Regions from separate parts of the Homo sapiens genome. Here region 1 is linked to region 2. Evidence: chromatin contacts called from ENCODE Hi-C or POLR2A ChIA-PET data. All regions are on one chromosome and are shown on one strand. The core of a region is the stretch at or near the end of the contact, and the rest is flanking DNA. Distances in the headings are between cores, read along the strand shown. Region 1 holds the start of TNFSF9 (TNF superfamily member 9). Region 2 overlaps NRTN (neurturin).

Evidence for each region. A loop is a pair of places that touch in the nucleus more often than their neighbours do. ChIA-PET counts read pairs that join two places held with the same protein, here RNA polymerase II (POLR2A). Pooled maps may share reads with other maps.
Region 1: a loop to region 2 is called in a pooled map, with 7 times the contacts of the local background. The contact joins two enhancer-like sites. A Hi-C loop is called at or near these places in 1 of 50 pooled maps. POLR2A ChIA-PET finds 5 or more read pairs at or near these places in 2 of 52 experiments (H1 and activated naive CD8-positive, alpha-beta T cell).

The regions. Positions count from the first base shown.
Region 1 is chr19:6,526,557-6,531,609 of GRCh38, forward strand. It overlaps TNFSF9 (TNF superfamily member 9), which reads left to right and starts at 4,470. Exons shown (of 3, transcript NM_003811.4): 1 at 4,470-4,747. The coding sequence starts at 4,481. RefSeq lists enhancers at 1,458-1,687, 2,118-2,377 and silencers at 4,298-4,527, 4,668-4,737. Within about 2 kb of position 1,360, at least 2 of the 41 ENCODE cell types and tissues checked have a DNase peak (open chromatin) inside an H3K27ac peak, as active enhancers do.
Region 2 is chr19:5,824,482-5,830,147 of GRCh38, forward strand. NRTN (neurturin) reads left to right here. Exons shown (of 3, transcript NM_004558.5): 3 at 3,268-3,843. The coding sequence ends at 3,692. Among named protein-coding and RNA genes, the nearest start is that of FUT6, 12 kb to the right of the region's middle. RefSeq lists silencers at 2,217-2,511, 3,310-3,379, 3,550-3,879, 4,580-4,629 and an enhancer at 3,254-3,942. Within about 2 kb of position 3,675, at least 30 of the 41 ENCODE cell types and tissues checked have a DNase peak (open chromatin) inside an H3K27ac peak, as active enhancers do.

The DNA of each region.
Region 1 (5,053 bases), core at 110-2,609, 700 kb after region 2:
CGTCTCAATTAACATATAAAATAAAATATCCTGTGTGCATTCACTTAGGAAAAAATGCAATAAAATAAAATAAAAAATAAGAATGAAAAAGGACCTGGCGACTCAGCAGCCCACCGAGGTAGCTCACGCCTATAATCCCAGCACTTTGTGAGGTCGAGATGAGCGGATCACTTGAGCCAAGGAGGTGGACTGGGCAATATGGTGAAACCCCATCTCTTCAAATAATACTAAATTAGCTGAGCATTGTGGTGCGCACCTATAGTCCTAGCTACTGGGGAAGCTGAGGTGAGAGGATTGCTTGAGCCTGGCGGTTGAGGTTGCTGTAAGCTGTCATTACCCACTGCACTCCAGCCTCGGTGACAGTGTGAAATCCTGCCTCAAAAAAATAAAAATTACTTAGAAAGGGCCAGGTGAGGTGGCTCATACCTGTAGTCCCAGCACTTTGGGGAGTCTGAGGTGGGAGAGTCACTTAAGCCCAGGAGTTTGAGGTTGCAATGAACCACGATGACACCACTGCACTCCAGCCTGGGCAACAGAGTGAGATGCTGTCTATTTTTTTTTTTTTTGAGACGGAGTCTTGCTCTGTCACCCAGGCTGGAGTGCAGTGGTACAATCTTGGCTCACTGTGACCTCCACCTCCCAGATTCAAGTGATCCTCCCGCCTCAGCCTCCCAAGTAGCTGGAACTACAAGCTAGTGCCACCATGCCCAGCTAATTTTTGTAGTTTTTTTTTTTTTAGTAGAGACAGGGCTTCACCATGTTGCCCAGGCTGGTTTTGAACTCCTGAACTTAAGTGATCCACCCGCCTCAGCCTCCCAAAGTGCTGGGATTACAGACGTGAGCCACCATGCTGGGCTGAGAACCTATCTTAAAACAAAAAATTGCTTCTCTGATTCTCTCTTATGGAAAGTGGAGAGGAGTTGGTGTCCCTTCTGCAATTTTTTTTTTTTTTTGAGATAGAGTCTCACTTTGTCACCCAGGCTGGAGTGCAGTGGCACGATCTCGGCTCACTGCAACCTCCGCCTCCCGGGTTCAAGGATTCTCTTGCCTCAACCTCCCGAGTAACTGGGATTATAGGCATCTGCCATCACGCCTGGCTAATTTTAGTATTTTTAGTAGAGATGGGGTTCACCATGTTAGTCAGGCTGGTCTTGAACTCCTGACCTCAGGTGATCCACCTGCCTCAGCCTCCCAGAGTGCTGGGATTACAGGCGTGAGCCACTGCGCCCGGCCTTCTTCTGCAAATTTATCTATGGCAAACTTCTGTATTTTAGCCGCCATCCACCACATTATTCATAGTTGAGGGGATTCACCAACGAGTAGGTCTTAGGGGTGGTGGAAATCTAAGGAAACTCACCTTTCCGTTCTGCTGGCTTGTAATTTTTTTTTTTTGGTTTACGAACAATTGCTCAAGTGTGACTACAGTGAAGTTTCAGGAGACAGTGAAAACAGAGGCTGGTTCAGTTTGTCATCTTGACCCGGAAGGGATGGTGTAAAGGGAGACATGAGTGGTGAGAAAGTGTCTGGCAGTTGCGGTTCTGGGGAAAGAATGTTCCAGGCCGAGGAATAGCAGATGCGAAGGAAAAACGTGGGCACAAGTGGCATTCTCAAACTTGCGGGGCCGTCGGAATCTTCTGGAGGACACCCCCTCTGAGAGTTTCCGGAGGTTTAGGCGGGGTGCTAGAATTTGCATAGCTAATTGATAGTGGCCCTGTTGCTGGGTCGGGCCTCACACGTGGAGTACCCAAACCGTATATAGGAAGTGTTTAGCATTTGGTAATGCTCCTTCAACACTAGCCAGTAACATTACTGTTTTCTCTGCAATCCCCCAGGGAGGCCCAATACAGGATCAGACACAGTGCTGACCTGGAAGATACTTGTTCTGTTGAATGAGAAGTCTACCTTATGACTGGGCACGGTAACGCATGACTGGCATCACAGTGCTGAGAGGCCAAGACAGGAGCATTGCTTGAGTCCAGGAGTTTGAGACCAGCTGAGCAACATAGCAAGACCCTGTCTCTATAAAAAGTAAAAAATTAAAAAAAAAAATTGGTAGGCATGGTGGTATGTGCCTGTAGTTCCAGCTATTCAGGAGTCTAAGACAGGAGGATGGCTTGAACCCAGGATTGGAGGCTGCAGTGGGCTATGATCGTGCCACTGCACTCCAGCTTGGGCGACAGAGCAAGACCTTGTATCTGAAAGCAAAACAAAAGTCCCTTTATTTTATGGGCTGTTGACTTCTGCTAGCAGAGGGATGAAAGGCGTGGTCTACCCTCCCATCTCCCATGGGGCTGGGAGATGGGAAGGGAGTTGGCCATTGTGGACCCACACTGGTCTGGGCAGACCAGGACTTCAACACCAGCCAAGGGCTTTCCCCGGGTCACGTCCCTCTCCATCTGGGAGTGCTTCCTCTTTTGGGGCCAAGTTTTCACCGCTTCTTGGCCCATCCTCCCAGCCCCGGATTGGCCGCCTCCAGCAGGCCAGAGCAGATGGGAAATGTGTTTCCTCCAACTCGCTCAACACTGTCCCTTTCTTGCAAGGGGAATTTCTCCACCTGGACTCTCCGAGCTTCTGCTTGTAGGGTCCCGAGGGGCTCCTGCCGGGAACCATCCAGTGGGTGGGTGGGGGCAGGCCAGGGAAGGCCCAGGGGTCCCGGGGAAGGTGGCCAGGAGGGCTGAGCATGACACTCAGGGTTCCACTGGGGGGTTGGGGATCAGGGGGCAGATGCTCCAGGAGTGAGGGTGGTTGAGGCTTGGCTGAAGCCTGACCCTTCTTAGGAAGTGCTGGATGTGGGGGAACCCGGGGGAGTCCTAGTGATGGGGGGCTAGGGGGTGCTGAGAGGAGGGGAAGGAGACAAAGAGAGACTAAAGAAGGAAAAGGAGAGAGACAGGGAGAGACAGAGAGTCAGAGAGAGACAGAGGGAATCAGAGACAGAGAGAAACAGGGAGAGAGACAGAAAGAGTGAGAGCCAGAGACATACAGAGACAGGGAGAGACACAGAGATGCATAAAGAGAGGGAGTCAGAGATGGAGAGAGACAGAGATAACGGAGCCAGAGATAGGGAGAGTCAGAGACAGAGAGAAAGAAACACACAGACTGACACAGATAAAAGAGCCAGAGACAGGGAGAGGCAGAGACAAAGAGAGATACAGAGACAGAGATAACAGAGCCAGAGACAGAGAGACAGAGACAGAGATAACAGAGCCAGAGACAGGGAGAGAGTGTCAGAGACAGAGACAGACACAGAGATAACAGAGCCAGAGATAGGGAGAGTCAGAGACAGAGAGAAAGAGACACAAGACAGACATAGATAAAAGAGCCAGAGACAGGGAGAGGCAGAGACAAAGAGAGATACAGAGACAGAGATAGCAGAGCCAGAGACAGGGAGAGAGTGTCAGAGACAGAGAGACAGACACAGAGATAACAGAGCCAGAGATAGGGAGAGTCAGAGACAGAGAGAAAGAGACAGACAGACATAGATAAAAGAGCCAGAGACAGGGAGAGAGACACAGAGACAGAGACATAGAGACAGAGATAACAGAGCCAGAGACAGAGTCAGAGACAGAGACAGAGAGAGCCAGACACAGAGACAGAGAGAGAGAGTCACAGCCAGAGACAGCGACAGAGATAACAGAAGCAGAGAGAGGGAGAAAGATAACAGAGCCAGAGACAGTCAGAGACAGAGATAGAGAGACAGAGATAACAGAGCCAGAGACAGATACAGAGACAGAGATAACGGAGCCAGAGATAGGGAGAGAGAGTCAGAGACAGAGAGAGATATATAGACAGAGATAACAGAGCCAGACATGGGGAGAGAGAGTCAGAGGCAGAGAGAGAGAAGACAGATAGAGAGACAGAGCCAGTGATAACAGAGCCAGAGACAGGGAGAGAGAGTCAGAGAGAGATACAATGAGAGACAGAGATAACAGCCAGAGACAGAGTTAGACAGAGAGATACAGAGACAGAGATAACAGAGCCAGAGACAGGGAGAGAGAATTAGAGACAGAGATAGAGAGAGACAGAGACAGAGATAATACAGGCACAGAGGCACGCATAGACATAAATTGGCAGAGAGAGAGAAAGATCTCTTTCCACCCACTGCAGAGGCAATCAACAGAGACAGAGAAAGACGTTAACGGGGAGACACAGAGAGCAAAGGAGACTGAGTCAGCAAGAGACCCACAGAGATACCGGGAAAGAGCGGCAGAGAGGGAGAACCAGGGCGATGGAGAGACAGCAGGGAGAAAGGAACCTGGAGCCGAGCTTGGAAGGCCGGAAACGGAAAGGAGAGCGAAAAGCGGAGAGAGATCCGAGTGGAGAAAATTCCGCAGAGTCACGGGGACGAGGGGAAAGGCTCTGGGCTGGGAAGGGGCGTGGCCGCGGGCGGAGGGGCGTGGCCGCGGGCGGAGGGGCGTGGCCTCCTTTTGTAGCCAAGCAGCTATAAAAAGCGGCGCGCTGTGTCTTCCCGCAGTCTCTCGTCATGGAATACGCCTCTGACGCTTCACTGGACCCCGAAGCCCCGTGGCCTCCCGCGCCCCGCGCTCGCGCCTGCCGCGTACTGCCTTGGGCCCTGGTCGCGGGGCTGCTGCTGCTGCTGCTGCTCGCTGCCGCCTGCGCCGTCTTCCTCGCCTGCCCCTGGGCCGTGTCCGGGGCTCGCGCCTCGCCCGGCTCCGCGGCCAGCCCGAGACTCCGCGAGGGTCCCGAGCTTTCGCCCGACGATCCCGCCGGCCTCTTGGACCTGCGGCAGGTGAGACGTGCCCCGACCCTCGGTAGCTGGTCTCGCGGGAGACCCCTACCGCCCCTCTGGGACTCCCTTCTCCCTCCCGCACCCCCAGGGACACCTGTTCTACACTCCCGGCCGGGGAGAGGAGACCCACCGGGGCTCCCATTCTCCATCTAGCACCGAGGCCGGGGGGGCACACCTTTCATCCCGCACCCCTACGACACCTCATCTGTACCCCAGGCCGGGGGCGGGGAGGAGACCGCCCAACAGTTCTTTTTGGACCCCCCAAGGGTCTCCTTCTTCTAGTCCGGGGGGCACCCCTTTCATCCT
Region 2 (5,666 bases), core at 2,425-4,924:
CTAAAAGATTATTCAGGGCAAGGCATGGTGGCGCCTGCCTATAATCCCAGCACTTTGGGAGGCTGAGACAGGAGGATCTCTTGAGCCCAGGAGTTCATGACCAGCCAGGGCAATGTAGCGAGACCGCCATCTCTACAAAAAACTTCAGAAATTAGCCAGGTGTAGTGGCGCACGCCTGTAGTTCCAGCTACTTGGGAGGCTGAGGTGGGAGGATCACTTGAGCCCAAGAGTTCAAGGCTGCATTGAGCTATGATTGCACCACTATACTCCAGCCTGAGCAACAGAGCAAGATTCTGTCTCAAAACATTATAATAATAAATACATTTTCTAAAAAAAGATGGGGTGGAGGGAGGTTGCAAATTCCCCCAATGGCCTGGTGGAGCTAGGGTGACTTCTGGGAACTGGGGTCTTTCGGCTCAGCTGTCACAAGGAATTAGGCTCTGCCCTGAGGTCCCGTGGGGGCCAGATGGAGATTAGACCTGGGCATTCGCCTGGTTGGCCCCCGCGGCGCAGCAGGGGGGGCGGTGGGAGGAGAGAGAGGCTGGATCTGAGGTCCCAGTGACCTGCCCCAGGGGACAGGGACCAAGGGGAGGCGGGAGATGGAGCAGGAGCTAAAAACCGGAAGAAAGGCCCAGAGATTCGAAGGGGTGAGGAGGGGTGGAGAGAGGAGAGACGGGGCTGGGGGCACAGACACGGGCAAAAGTGCTGCTATAGGGACACAGAAATGCCCACCCTGAGGGCAAGACCCTCGCCCAACTCCCCACCAATCCCTAATGCCTGCCCCACCGCAGGTGCTGTGGGGTGAGGGTGGTGCGTGGGCCCTGACCCCTGTGCCCACGCACATGTCCATGCGTGCGCCTGCGCGGGCATCTGAGGCGTGGATGCCGGCAGGGTGCGTGTGCAGCGCCTTTGGGTGTGGGCCACGAGTACGCCCATGTGCGCGTCTGCGCCCGCCCCTGCCAGCCCACACAATCCTCTTTTCTTGTCCTTACAATGCACAAGGGTGGCCTCCAGCACGAGCTCCACTTCTGTCCTCCCACCACTTCCCTCTCTGCAAGCGGCGTGAAGTCCTTCCTAGGACTCTGGGACAGAGACCCGGGCGGGACCCCCAAAATCCAGTGCTCCAGGACTTGGGGTGCGGGGGGCAAAGCACGAATGGAGGAATTTCAGGCACTGCGGAGGGTCAGGGCCCATGGGCGGGTGCCTGTCTGCCCTACTGCAAAAAGCGAGTGGCCACTGACTCCCCAAGTCCCCATGTTCTAGGCTCCTGGTGGAATTTCAGGCTGGGGACCTTGTGTTCTAGCCCCTGTGCAAGCAGCCAGCCCCGCTGCAGGGAGGCAGGGACAGACATCCTAAAAGATGATTCATTGTTGCCAGGTGCGGTGGCTCACGCCTGTGATCCCAGCACTTTGGGAGGCCGAGGTGGGCGGATCACGAGGTCAGGAGATGGAGACCATTCTGGCTAACACTGTGAAACCCTGTCTCTACTAAAATTACAAAAAAATTAGCCGGGCGTGGTGGCGGGCGCCTGTAGTCCCAGCTACTCGGGAGGCTGAGGCGGGAGAATGGCGTGAACCCGGGAGGCGGAGCTTGCAGTGAGCCGAGATCGCGCCACTGCACTCCAGCCTGGGCGACAGAGCGAGACTCCGTCTCAAAAAAAAAAAAAAGATTATTCATTGTTTATATGGAATTCAGATTTAGCCGGGCACCTGTATTGTATCGGGCAAGCCCACAAATGTCTGCTTCGATGCACCCCTCTGGGGTTGGGTGTGCCCCCTAACCCCCCAGCACAGTCCTGGCCACTCCAGTCCTGCTCCGGGGCTTAAAGAACACGGACTAGGTTGCTCAGTCATCGCCCACCCCCCGCACCGATTTCCCACCCTCTCAGCCCCGGCCAAGACAGAGATCATGGAAGCTTCATGGGACAGACAGGGAAACTGAGGCCTGAGGTTGCAAGTGGCGAAAGTGGCAGAGTCATGCTCTGAGGCTGGGTTTGTCTCGTTTCTGAGACCCCCTGTGGGAACAGACATCTCCTCCCCCACCAAACCCCAGGAGACAGACAGCCCCTCCTTCCCCAGGGCCACCCAGAGGCTCATTCTTTTGACAGCCAGGTGCACCAGCCCGGGGGGCAGGTGGGGACTAAAGATTTCCTCTCCCAACCACAAGCGTGACTGCCACCTGCTCTGGGGCTGGGAGTCCCCTGCCTGCAGGTCCGCCAGCAGCGCTGCCTGTCATTCCAGCGTCTGCAGTTCTCTCCCGGGGCTTCCGAGTTTGGGGGTGGAGCCACCGCTTGGGTAATAAATTTAGGCTGCCAGGCCCTGGGAATCGGTGACTTGGGCACCTCCTGGCGAGTGTGGGAGAAAGCGGCTGGACCTGGGCCAAACTTGGGTGAACGATGAAGGCAGGAAGAATGACCTTTAAGCCCGCCTCTGTCGCTCTCTCTCGGCCACCTGCTAATGATGTGACCTTGGGATGGTCCGTTTTGTCACCTGTCACATGGGGGTGGCCTTGACAGTAGCTGCTGCCACTCCATGGAGTGGGGTCCCCACACAGGCTTCGGATGCAGTAGGCTGCGGTACCTGCTGCTCCTCTGCATTCTGAGAAACCCAAACACCCCGATTCATTTCTTGGATAGGGAAACTGAGGCTCCACTGCACAGCGGGGCAGTGGGGATGGAGGGAGTCTGAAAAGCCCGGGGCCTCAGAGCAGACGTCGGGGCCTGAAGAGGGGGCTCTAGAGACCTATGACAACCTCACTAAAGAGGGATAGGGCATGGGAAGCAGCCCCCCAGTGCTGCCCAGAGAGGATGCACCAGTGTCCTGGGGCAGCCCAGCATAGGGGCGGGGTCCAGATAGATTTGCGATGGAGGACGAGGAGAATGGAGCAGCAATGGGGTGAGAGAGGGGCCCAGAGGAGGTGAGTTAGAGACCCCGGTCAGCTCAGCTCAAGGTGAGACGGGCTGGAAAGCGGCCCAGAAAGGATGGACCAGGTTCTGGGCAGCCAATATAGGCTCAGGGTTCAGAAAGGGGTTTTGGACCAGCGTAGGGGTGTGAGTGTGTACGTGCCCCCCAGTGCCGCCCAGAGAGGGTGCATGAGCAGCTCAGCAAGAGGGTGGGGAAATTTGGGACCTGGGAGTGAGACGAGAAGCCGTCTAGGCCTGGCGTCCCAGCAAGGGTCTTCGTTTGCAGGGGTACAGAGAGGGTAGGGGGCTCCCTCCCACCCCCTGCACCCACTGACCCCCCCTCCTTTCTCTTCCTCCCCTCGCAGACCGTGCACTCCTGCAGGGGGCCCCGGATGCGATGGAGCTGCGCGAGCTGACGCCCTGGGCTGGGCGGCCCCCAGGTCCGCGCCGTCGGGCGGGGCCCCGGCGGCGGCGCGCGCGTGCGCGGTTGGGGGCGCGGCCTTGCGGGCTGCGCGAGCTGGAGGTGCGCGTGAGCGAGCTGGGCCTGGGCTACGCGTCCGACGAGACGGTGCTGTTCCGCTACTGCGCAGGCGCCTGCGAGGCTGCCGCGCGCGTCTACGACCTCGGGCTGCGACGACTGCGCCAGCGGCGGCGCCTGCGGCGGGAGCGGGTGCGCGCGCAGCCCTGCTGCCGCCCGACGGCCTACGAGGACGAGGTGTCCTTCCTGGACGCGCACAGCCGCTACCACACGGTGCACGAGCTGTCGGCGCGCGAGTGCGCCTGCGTGTGACCCTACCTCACTCGGCCGGCGCGGCGGCCACTCCCCCCGCCTCGACGGCACCACTGGCCGGCCCCGCGAAAGACTGCGCGTGCGTAGAGCACGCCGGCGCGGCCCCGGGACTCTCGCGATAACTGTACTGAGATAAAGTGTGGCAACTCGAGCTGGCTGGTGATTCATCCTCGGCGAGGGGCTCGCGTGTGGGCCACGTCGCCGTCTCCACCGGGAAAGCGGGGACCAGTGGGGGGGGCCCAGCTGCAGGGTAGTGGGAGGATGCTGTTTGCTTTGGGGGAAGGGTAGATGCAAAGTGGGTCCAGTTTATGGCGGACAAAAAGGAAAATGGGGTGAATGGGGCTATGTTGGCAGGGACCGTCCTTCCTGCCTCCCTACGGGTCCCTCTGCCCGTCCCGAGCGTGTTCCGGTCCGCACCTCTTCGCTGTGTGGGCTTCTGGGGAGGGGAAAGGGAAGCTACGCTCGGATGAAGAGACCGAGGTCTAGGTGGACCCCGTTTCCCCAGCTTGTTCCCTTCCGCACCTCTCCGCGGTGCGGGCTTCTGGGATGAAGACACTGAAGTCTAGGTGGGCCCAGTTTCCCCAGATTGTCGCTGACTGCACCTCTCGCTTCTGGGATGAAGAGACTGAGGTCTAGGTGGACCCAGTTTCCCCAGCTTGTTCCTGACTGCACCTCTCTGCTGTGTGGACTTCTGGAGAGGGGGAAAGGGGGAGACACTGTGGGTGAGGAGCCTGAGATCCAGGTGGAATCAGTTCCCCAGCGTCTCCCTGTCCGCACTGATCCCGCTATGTGGGTTTCTAGGAAGGGGGAGCCACTCTGGGGGTGAGGAGAGTGAGGTCCAGGTGGACCTGGGCCTCCCTTATCCGACGGCCTCCTCGGGCCGGTCTTCGCCCACCAGGGTGAGCTGAAAGCCACTATCTCCTTCCACCAGCTACTAAAAATACCCGCACGCTGCCCACCTCCCGGCGGGGAGAGGCCTGGGGCGGGCGCCAGCCCCATCCAGCCCGAAGCCGGCGCCTGCTGGTGTAGAGCTGGGTCCCCAGAGACCTGGGTCCTCGGCCCATAAAAGCCCTGGCCGGGCCTCCACGGGGGGGATTTACGACGAGCCCCTGCGGAGTATGGAAAAAGCCCGGCTCGGTGTTTAGATTTCCCCACGGTGTCACCTTGATGCTTGGCAGGCCTCGGGTGTTGGGTTGCCAGAGCGCGGGAGGGGTCGGCGGGTCCCACGGTCGGTCTGAGGGGCGGGGAAGGGGCGGGCACTGCGAGCCCAGAGCAGGCACCGGCGAGGCGAGACTCCTCCCCTCCTGCCCCTCAGACTGGGGGTTCCCAAGGCTACAACCCTTCTCCTTAGCTGGGCCCCCTCCCCTCCTTCCCACACGTCTGCCCTTAGGACCACCCTCTAACCACAGTGTCCCTTCCCAGGCTCAGCCCGCATCCCCCCACCCCCCGCAAAGCTGGAGGGCGCAGATCGGAAACCGCCCCCAGGGAGAATCACCCAGCCATGAAGGAACATCCCTAGCCCCTGGCTCCCGGGGACCCACAGCTACAGCTGGAGACACTCAAGGCGGCTAATCAGCAGGACTTCCAGGGAGCCCTGAGAGCAGGGCTTGGCGGCCAGGCGGGTGATCTGCTTGGGAAGCAGTTTCAGGGCTGCCGCTGGCTGGGGTCCCCGCCTACCCCCGCAGTCTTCTGACTCTGAGGTTTAAGGTGGTGGATTCCTCCACCCTTTGGGCCGACTCAGCCCGGCCTCCGCAGAGAGGCCGGAGTTCCCAGACGCTGCGGAAGCCCAAGTGACGCTTACTCCGAGCCTCAGTTTCCCCATCCTAGATGGCCTGGCCTCAGAGAGGAGTGTTGTTCAGCCCAGGACACACAGCGAGAAAGCTGACCATCAGGGGTCTGCCGCCCCCCCGAAGCTCCCCTGCCACAGTGTGCATGTGTGTGTGAGTGTTGCCCACCCTCCGGGGCCTCCCGGAC